Linked DNA regions of Homo sapiens: regions 2 and 3 are each linked to region 1. Evidence: chromatin contacts called from ENCODE Hi-C or POLR2A ChIA-PET data. All regions are on one chromosome and are shown on one strand. Each heading gives the region's core, a stretch centred on a gene start or an enhancer-like site at or near the end of the contact. The rest is flanking DNA. Distances are from core to core; before and after follow the strand shown. Region 1 overlaps LOC105370777 (a long non-coding RNA gene). Region 2 has its middle 180 kb from the start of LINC02694. Region 3 has its middle 130 kb from the start of THBS1.

Region 1 (3,158 bases), core at 216-2,715:
GGCTTCTTTTCTTGCTCTTTTGGTTGATTCCTGGCCTCTCCTACTAGGGAGAACTTGCAATCAAACTATATACTTTGCCTCTCAGGGGCTCAGTTTCTTCCTCCAAAAAATTATTGAAAATCCCTTCCATCTGTAACATCTAGTGCTTTTATGGCTTAAAAGAAAAACATCACTGTCATAATTGCCATCATTAGGATAAGCTGCCTCAATCGACATTTATTTAGTGCTTCTTTGGACCCAAATAGGGCCCACCTGACAAGCTTGGCCAGGAGGGGATTAACTGAGGGGAAGCCAGAGAGGAGAGACTGCCAAAGACCTGACATGCCTGAAGTCAGAAGATGGACTCTGATGGCAAAGCAACCTGACCTCGGCAAGGCTTGTCAGGCTGCCTGGAAGGCAAGCCCACTCCCATCCTCCTGTGCCTACCCAACCCACAACTTGTCTTGATTTTGGTATTGAGATAATTAAGGAAAAAAATTAGATACGTAGCTATACATAAAGACTTTGATCTACCTATTTACCAATGAGGTAATGGTCATTGTTTTTTATATCATGAGAAGGCCTACAATGACCAGCGAAATGTATAAATGAGGTGGGGGGAAGTAAAAATCTTTTAATTTTGGAAATGAAGAGAGACAGCTCTGAAAGAGAAAGAGACAATGGTTAGCATTCCTAGTTTCTCCGCTGATGCCCGTTAGACCTGCTTCCTGACTTCTGCCAGGACTTGGCTCCTGCCACCAGGCAAATGTGTTCCAGGAGGCATCTAGCATCTTGCAGACACATCCATGTATCTGAAACCTGTGGCAAATGAGGAAGTGAAGGAGATGCAATGAAAGAGGTCAATAAGGCCCTGATTATGGGATCTATGCCAGGCTAGCCAGCAGGCCCCCTCCCCTTTATTTGTAGGTTTGGGGCTTTATGATCAGATGTGTCTTAGGAAGATCACACTGACTCTGATGGTGCTGGTTTGACTGAATCATTTGACTTTCTAGGACATACCTAGCACAGTAAACAGAGCGTTGCAGCTACACTGAGAAATAGGTGAAAGAAAGTGCTCAAGAATCTAACGTTAATTCCTCATGGCAGCACATCTACAAGCTCAAACATAAAGACAAGTACGATGACTCTGAAAACATAAGAATGAGTAGCAAGTGCCACTCTCTACACCAAGGCTGCATACTTATGCTTTACCATTGATTATCTACTGATATGGGACCAATGCATGGTTTTTATGCCCTTAACCATTGAAATAGAAAAATACTCTTTCTTTCCCTGCTTCGTGACCAAGGATGAATCAGATCACCTTGTTACACTCATTCAATGGGCATAACTCAGAGAAACCCTCCCAGTGTGGGAAACTGAGAGTCAAGTCCTTGTTCTGACACGAATTGGAGAAACCACAAAAATTGGCATGGCTTGTGCCTGCCCAGTTGGCATAACTGCTCTCAAATGGCCTTTGACACGCTCTGCTCCTGCCTCTGCTTGTTGGTGAGTTAAAAAATGCTCTGGATGAGTCAGCTGACTTTCTACTATAGCTTTCAGCATGGGCCGGGCAATTCTCTTGAAAAGCCTAAATCTGACTTCTATACATGTCAGTTTGAAAGGGCATAGGTGTATACTTCCCTGCTCTGGAAGGATAAACACATGTTACGAAGTGAATCACTAGAGAAAATACCATGTTGACAATAGTGTTGTTGCTGGAATTATTACTTCTCCAATTGATGTGGGAATACCTGTATTCCCCCATTACTCTCCTGTTCAGCTCTGGTCTTCTGAAAAGCTGGTTATCAAAATGACACTTGGCACAGCTTTCCAAAATTGCTCACTCATTGTGATTAACTGCCATTGATTGCTGAGAGAGTCACTAAATGGATCATTTGATGACAACAACCATAGATGTGGGGTAAATGACTTCTTTCTTGTCTAGCAATAGGCAGCCTTTGCAATGGCCCAAAGTGATGAGTAACAAAAATGCTTTTTTTAAAAAAAAAAAAATTGACGTCATCATTTTCTTTAGTGACAGCACATTGCTCTTAAAGTAACAAAAATATGTGAAGGTAAACTTTTTTGAACATAGTCAAATTATAAATTGGGTTAGACTGTGGACTGAGCCCCATTATTTCATTTTAATCTAGGGATTAATTCCTATTTCAATGGTACTCAAAGTGTCATCCACAGATCCCTGGATGTACCAATATCTTTCTAAGTGGTTCATGAGGTCCAAGCTCCTTTCATAATAATACTCACATATTACTTGCGCTTTTGATCCATTGATATCTCCACCAACTGCACCAAAGCAATGGTGGGTAAGACTGCTGGTGCCTGAGCGGAAATCAAGGCAGTGGCACAAACCATACTAGCAGTCATTGTCGTCTTCACTGCCACATGCTTGCAGTAAAATATCAGATGGCTTTTACTTAAAGATGACCTGATGAAGCAGGAAAAAAAATGATAAATTTTGTTAAATTTTGACCTTTGAGAACGCCTGTTTTACTATTCTGTGTGACAAAATGGGAAGTGACACATAAACATACACTTGTGCTGTAGGTTCAAGTATCACGGTTGTCTAAAAAAAAGTGTGTACTTATTTGAGTTCCAAGTCAAACTAGATATTTTTTCCATGGAACACCATTTTCATTAAAAGAATGACAAATGATAGCTATTCTGACTTGGGTCTTTCAAGGATATTTTCTTAAAATTAACAAAGTCAGCCTGTCACTTCAACAGAATGGAATTTGTTGCCAATGACAGAATTTAAACTTTCAAGTAAAATTATGTTTTAGAACTTACATCTGTCACCAATAGCTTGACAGCTTTGCAGTATTTAAATTTGTTCTGGTAAGGTTAGTGGCAATAATAATGACTGTGGTTTTTTGATATGGTATAATGAAATTTGTCAAAATGTTGGCGACATGCAAAAAAGAGTGAACAAGCGTTTTCCAAATGATCAATTTATGGTGTTACACAATCCTGTAGGGGTAAAATCTCTGTTCAAAGTGTAAAACAGACCAATGAGTTTTAGTGTAACGGAGTGTGAAAGCTTCACTGACATGGTTTCATATTCCATATTGCAACTAATACTCAAGAACTACTGCTTGTCAGATTGCAGTGTCATGATTATCTGAGAAAGGCATTAAAACCTTCCTCCCTTTTCCAAC
Region 2 (3,158 bases), core at 214-2,713, 300 kb after region 1:
TTCAGCCATGTCGCTGCAAAGGACATTAACTCATTCGTTTTTCTGGCTGCATAGTATTCCATGGTGTGTAGGCGCCACGTTTTCTTTATCCAGTCTGTCATTGATGGGCATTTGGGTTGGTTCCAAGTCTTTGCTATTGCAAATAGTGCTGCAATAAACATATGTGTGCATGTGTCTTTATAGAATGATTTATAATGCTTTGGGTATATACCCAGTAATGGGATTGCTGGGTCAAATGGTATTTCTGGTTCTAGATCCTTGAGGAATCACCACACTTTCTTCCATAATGGTTGAACGAATTTACACTCCCACCAACCATGTAAAAGCATTCCTATTTCTCCATGTCCTCACCAGCATCTGTTGTTTCCAGACTTTTAAATGATCATCATTCTTACTGGCATGATATGGTATCTCATTGTGATTTTGATTTGCATTCCTCTAATGGCCAGTGATGAGTTTTTCTTATGTTTTCTGGCCGCATAAATGTCTTCTTTTGAGAAGTGTCTGTTCATATCATTCACCCACTTTTTAATGGTTTTTTTCTTGTAAATTTAAGTTCCTTGTAGATTCTGGATATTAGACCTTTGTCAGATGGATAGATCGCAAAAATTTTCTCCAATTCTGTAGGTTGCGTGTTCACTCTGATGATAGTTTCTTTTGCTGCGCAGAAGCTCTTCAGTTTAATTAGATCCCATGTGCCAATTTTGGCATTTTTTGAAAATGCTTTTGGTGTTTTAGTCATGAAGTCTTTGCCCATGCCTATGTCCTGAATGGTATTGCCTAGGTTTTCTTCTAGGGTTTTTATGGTTTTAGGTTTTATGTTTAAGTGTAAGGAGGGATACATTTAAGCCAAAAAGGACAGTCTACATCTCTGCTTATTGTCCCAAGGCAGCAGAAATACAATTCATAGATCCCAACACTTAGCCTTCCCCACCCTAGTCACACAGCATCCCTCAGCCTGCCAAGGGAATTGGTTCTGCAGACACGAGGGATTTGCCCGGGGATAAAGACCCCTTCTGGTTCAGACATCAGGAGATACAAATGCAATACACCACAGCTGACACAACTGGACATCTTCAGTGTTGCAGTCTCACCCTATCTCTCTGCTTGCCAGCTCCAGCTCATCGGGCCAGTTATGAGAAGGAAAACATATTTTCTAAAAGCTTTCTTAAGTGTTCACATGGCCAGCTGCCCTTGTTTGTTCTCCTGAGTACTGAGGTCACTGGAAGCCACAAAACCCAGCTGGGACCACTTCAATGAGTTATGCTCCAGGGAAAATTATGGTGTGAAAAGGTAAAAGGAAATTTTGGAAACTGGTGGAATCTTCATGGAAGTGTCACCCTGGGCTAATACCAAGGATCTGACATAGACAAAAGTATGAATTACTCTGCAGGCTCAGCGCCAAGGGCAAGGTCGTAAGAGCCTGAGATGGTCTTAACAAATTAAGTGAGGCAGGCAAAGTTCAGTTGCTTACTGTGAGCTGGACCCTTCTACATTATTATTTTTATCATGGAGTCCAATGTCCCCATGTTGATCCTAACAAGCCAAGTCCCACATTGCATCATCCCACATGGGCCGGCCTTCTCTGGGCAAAACTTCAAGATGTGAAACTCCTTTTTTCTCCTCTCAAAATGTGCCAGTCCTGAGTCTCCTGTATTGGGTTCATTAATGTTAACATACTTTTTCTGGTCTGCTACAATGATCCAGGCACTGCACTATAGTCCAAAGGCACAAAACAATAAATTAGACTTGCCCCTTGTTCTCAGGACTGAAAATGGTTCCATTCACCAAAAAAACAGGTGAAAGTTTACCCAGCACCTAAACCTGTACTAATGTATTAATTAATGCATCACAGTTTATTTATTCTACACTTATTTTACTTGCCCCTGTAATATACCACTAGATGCTTCAGTATGGGAGATATTGAACTCTAAAGTTCTAAGGGTGCTGTGGTGGAGATATGGACATATCTCAAAATTAGCAGGAAATTTAAATAGCGATTTTAAGAGAAAGTAAGATCTGGTTATGAGAAAGGATGAAGCTACTCTGGGTGAGAGAAAACTGAGAACTATGCCCTAGGAATATCCAACATTTAAAGTGTAAACAAAGAAAGTAAAGACAGAGATGACAACTGAGAAAGAGTGGTAGTCACAGGAGACTCAAGTGAGTGTAGCTGGAAGATGTCATCAGAACCCTAGTTAATAACATGTGGTCTACCATTGCTACAATACAATGCCCTCCAGCCATCTCAGGCAGGTGGGCCTTTACTTTCCTCAAATTACATTCACAGATGAACAACCCATGCTCTATGAAGGAGTCGGGCCTGCATACTATCCTTCCCAATGAGGGAGATGTGACAGTTCAGGATTCAGGAAAGGACCAAATGGACTCACCAGGCAAGTGTGCTTTAGGATGGAGGGCAGGGTTGGCTCTGTGCCAGGAGTGTAGATTTCATCTGTTGGCTGCAAATGTGTGCCAGTTCCCAATGGAATGCTACTGTTCTCTGACCTGCCCTCAACTCATAACACAAGTCACAATTCACTGGAGTTTCACAGTACGTTTCTGTGGATGTTTGGAATCAGAAATGCAGACTCACAGAATAGCTGTATAGGATTTAAAGAGAATCGGCAGAGTTCAGGCTGCTCATTTTACAGAGGAGGAGGCTGAGTCTGAAGACTTACTAATTTGGCCAGGGTTGCATGGCAGTTTAGCAGAGTAGTTAAACAAATGGGCTTGAAACTCAAAGAGTCCCTGAGAATCTTAAATTGTGTGCCTTAGGCAAGTCTGCTAAAACTGCTATGTCTCAGTTAACTCCTCTTAAAACTGAGTAAGAATAACATATATATATATATATCATATATTATGATACATGATATATACATAATTCATGTATTATATCATGATACATGATATATATGTATTATTCATGTATATGATACATGATACATATATCATGTAACCTATGATATATATCATATATGAAGATTATATATATATCTCAGAGGTTATTTGTAAGAGATGAGATAGTGAATTCAAAGCACTTAGCATGACAGCTAGCATATGGTGACACAGCTATCATGCAAAGCCAAGTCTTCTGACTCGTACTTTAGTGCTCTTTCCTCTGAACCATGATCCCTCCTTTAAATAGAGAAGTTAAA
Region 3 (3,158 bases), core at 357-2,856, 280 kb before region 1:
CTTTCCTTCTACTCACACACCCGCTTTGTGCCTGGTGTGTGCAGAGCAGTGAGCTTGTGGGGCACAGTCTATCCCTTCGGGAAGATGCTAGAGGCAAACTGTGAAGAGTGCAGCATGGATATGAGGCAGAATGTGATCAGGCTCTGGGCAAACAGGATGAAATGTAAACTGAGTGTCCGGTGGCCAAACCAAGGCCTCCTCTTCCCAGCTGAGCCTCAAGTCCCTGCGTGGACAGCTGGTCACCGCCACTCTCATATCTTCAGAGCTGTGAGGATGGAAGTCCTTGTGGTTTCTGGGAGTCTGTTGATGCAGCCCTTGCCTCTGTAGCTTAAAGTAGAGTCCGAGTGTGAGCCAATCTTCCTGATGGGTTAATACATAGATGCAAATCCTTTTTTCTGAACTTACGGACAAGTATTATCCACCAAGAACTCTGTCTTAGGGCTGCTTTACTAAGAATATATTAAGCCATTAAGGACTACTGATTTCTAATATTCAAAACATGATTAGGTAAGAATTCTTGTTGTCATACATTTGACATATTGCAAAGTTCTCACTGGGCCTGCCAGATCAGAACTATAGTCTCTGCCAGAAAAAAACAAAAAAAAAAACCACTCCCACCATGGCCACCGCCACTGCCAACAACAAAACTCGAAAGTGCATGCTTGCTCTATTGCTGCAGAACAGTGCTTCTTCAAATAAGAAGAAACGCCTTCATATAACTTCACTTTCAAAATCTGGAGATGTAGGTCCGATTGTCTATAGACTGTATTCTTGAGATGAAACATTTGAAACTCTTCACAATACTAGTTGACTTTGCCCAGATTTAAATTCTGCCACTCTCCCATCATGTCACTCTTTGGCTTGCTGACTATATCCGCCTCTCACACTCATCATGCACACACTACCTTCTTCATGCTTTGCTGAAGCCATAATCTCCATGTGGGAGTGTCTACCTGCTCTTACATCTTCATGCATGTGCTTGAATGTGTAGACACACATCCACATGCCTCCTGACTCTGTGGAGCTTGACTGTGTGGTGACAACATGTATAAAGATGTATTGCAGCCTCTTATGGTTCTCTTGTATAGCTTTTACATCTGTGTGAACTTTTGGGTTCAGGAAAGCTGGGTTTTTCTGAGTTCCATTGTGCAATTGGACAAACGCTTACTGCTTTGTTTTCTGTAAAATGACAATAATCCCTTTCATCAGGTGAAGTTTACTAAGTATTTGTAGGGATTTGCAGATAAAAGAATTAATTTAATGAAATGAGTGTTGTGTAACTTGCCCAATGAGCCAAATACTTTCTTGCTTTTGTTTCTGATTTTTGTGTGGTGCATGTGTGTAGTTTGTGAGAGAAAGACATAATGTGGAATGTATATTGTTTCATGCTTTCCCATGAGCTCGGTCAAATGGACTTTGTATGATATTTACATTTCATTCTGTGTAGTATAGAAAACACTGTTTGGTCAGTGACACATTTCCAACAAGTGACAGCTCTGGGAGAAACATGTTTTTAGGAATGTACAAGATTGCACAGGAGAGCTATAAAGTTTGATTAGTCCATACAGTACTGTGTACTTTGCAAACAGAGTGAGACAGACGTTTGGCTCAATTTCATTTAAAAGGTATTTTCCTCAGATCTATACACTGAACCATATGACTATGTTTTTTTCATAACTCTCTTCCCCCATGTGTTATCCATTATGGATTGAGAGGACTGCAAACACCGAAGCCAGCGTGAGTCAGCAAAATTTATATGCAGATCATACGCCCACTCAGTGGGGCTTTCCCCAGTCTGTCCTGACCATCACACCCAAGATGGCCCTCCAGTATTTGGAACTAGATTCTGGTACTCTTGGATGTAAATGCTAGGCCATCAAACTGTGTCTCTTGGCTACTATTCCTTTTGGGCCTTTTACTTACAATGTCATGCTGGGAAGCATCCAATTATTGACTAGAAAAATACACTTTTTAAAAAAGTTTGAGATAAATTATCATTACTCAAGAAATATTTGTGCATCTCATATGGGCTAGGCACTGTGCAGGGTACAAAGGACATAAAGGTGAACAAGAAGAATCTTTGTTCTTCAAGATGTGTGACTAACTGATGGGTGCAGGAAAGGCTCATTGAGAAGGTGACATTTGAGTTGGGTCTTGAAGGGCGAGGAGTGTTTCACTAGTTTCAACCTTACAGGTAGAAGCTAAAGATGATCTTGCTTCATTGCAGATAGAATAAATTGATGTTCCAAAATCTAACTTGTTTGGCAGAGGGTAAAACATAAGATTTATTGGATAGTTCCAAGGCAGTCAGTGATCAAATATAATCTACTCTGTGTTACAGTTATAAGCAAATATTGATAAGACACGATGTTTTCCTATCTAAGAATTTCCCAAAAATAGGGCAATAAAGAAGTCATAAGAGGTCTCAGGGCCCATTAAAAGGCTTCCAGCAGAATATTTCACAATACAGGCAGCTCTCACTTTGCAGAGTTCTGATATGTGTGGATTTCAGTTACCACGGTTTGCTTCAATAACACCAGTCCCTAACAGCATGGTTCAAATTTCAGTTACCCTGGTATATTAACCGTGAGTGATTGCATGAAGCACAGACTATGCTGCTGCCTCTGCAGAAGAAAAATTGCTACATCAGTGACAGATGCCCTTCATAATCTGTCACCAATCTGTGTCTCCTTGTCACTAGTAATAAATTCATGTGACATTTTATAAAAATGAATGTTAGAAAATGGGAATTGACCACTAAAGATAAAAATAAAGCAAAGAACAAAATTTGATAATGATGAATGTAAAATTTGAATCAAATGTCAATGGAATTAGAAGAAATAGCTGACTGTGGAATTGGTGACCTTGCTGCTGACACTCTAGATATGCAGCCAGGGAAACTTAGTAAAGATGGACTTATGCACGTAAAGGAGGAGAGTGGCTGTGACGAAAAAGATGAAAATGTCCCAGAGGAAGTGACGCTCAAAAGAAATCACTTCATGTTAAAGGAACTCTTGGAGATATTTCACAACATTGAAAGCACAAAGGATAAAATGTTGGAAACTAACCCAAATTTAGAAAGAAGCATTACACTTTGCCAAGGCATAGAAAAGATGCTCATTCCATAATTGTACCATGAGAAAAAGAAGGCAAGCCCT

The links. Hi-C counts contacts between places; a loop is a spot of excess contacts on that map. ChIA-PET counts read pairs that join two places held with the same protein, here RNA polymerase II (POLR2A). Pooled maps may share reads with other maps.
Region 2: a pooled map of ovary shows a loop between it and region 1 (2.0-fold over the local background). The contact joins two enhancer-like sites. A Hi-C loop is called at or near these places in 1 of 168 maps with a recorded cell type or tissue (IMR-90) and 5 of 50 pooled maps. POLR2A ChIA-PET finds 5 or more read pairs at or near these places in 2 of 52 experiments (BJ and OCI-LY7).
Region 3: a loop to region 1 is called in a pooled map, with 2.0 times the contacts of the local background. The contact joins two enhancer-like sites. A Hi-C loop is called at or near these places in 3 of 168 maps with a recorded cell type or tissue (heart right ventricle, left ventricle myocardium superior and sigmoid colon), 1 of 37 single-sample maps with no recorded cell type and 4 of 50 pooled maps. POLR2A ChIA-PET finds 5 or more read pairs at or near these places in 1 of 52 experiments (BJ).

Annotation. Positions count from the first base shown.
Region 1 is chr15:39,176,023-39,179,180 of GRCh38, reverse strand. The region is part of intron 1 of LOC105370777 (a long non-coding RNA gene); the gene reads left to right. It overlaps LOC105370780 (a long non-coding RNA gene), which reads right to left. Exons shown (of 3, transcript XR_007064591.1): 2 at 2,248-2,428. Among named protein-coding and RNA genes, the nearest start is that of LINC02915, 73 kb to the left of the region's middle. Within about 2 kb of position 1,465, at least 2 of the 41 ENCODE cell types and tissues checked have a DNase peak (open chromatin) inside an H3K27ac peak, as active enhancers do.
Region 2 is chr15:38,878,381-38,881,538 of GRCh38, reverse strand. It overlaps a transcript of LOC105370777 not described here. Among named protein-coding and RNA genes, the nearest start is that of LINC02694, 180 kb to the right of the region's middle. Within about 2 kb of position 1,463, at least 5 of the 41 ENCODE cell types and tissues checked have a DNase peak (open chromatin) inside an H3K27ac peak, as active enhancers do.
Region 3 is chr15:39,454,204-39,457,361 of GRCh38, reverse strand. No RefSeq gene overlaps it. Among named protein-coding and RNA genes, the nearest start is that of THBS1, 130 kb to the left of the region's middle. Within about 2 kb of position 1,606, at least 2 of the 41 ENCODE cell types and tissues checked have a DNase peak (open chromatin) inside an H3K27ac peak, as active enhancers do.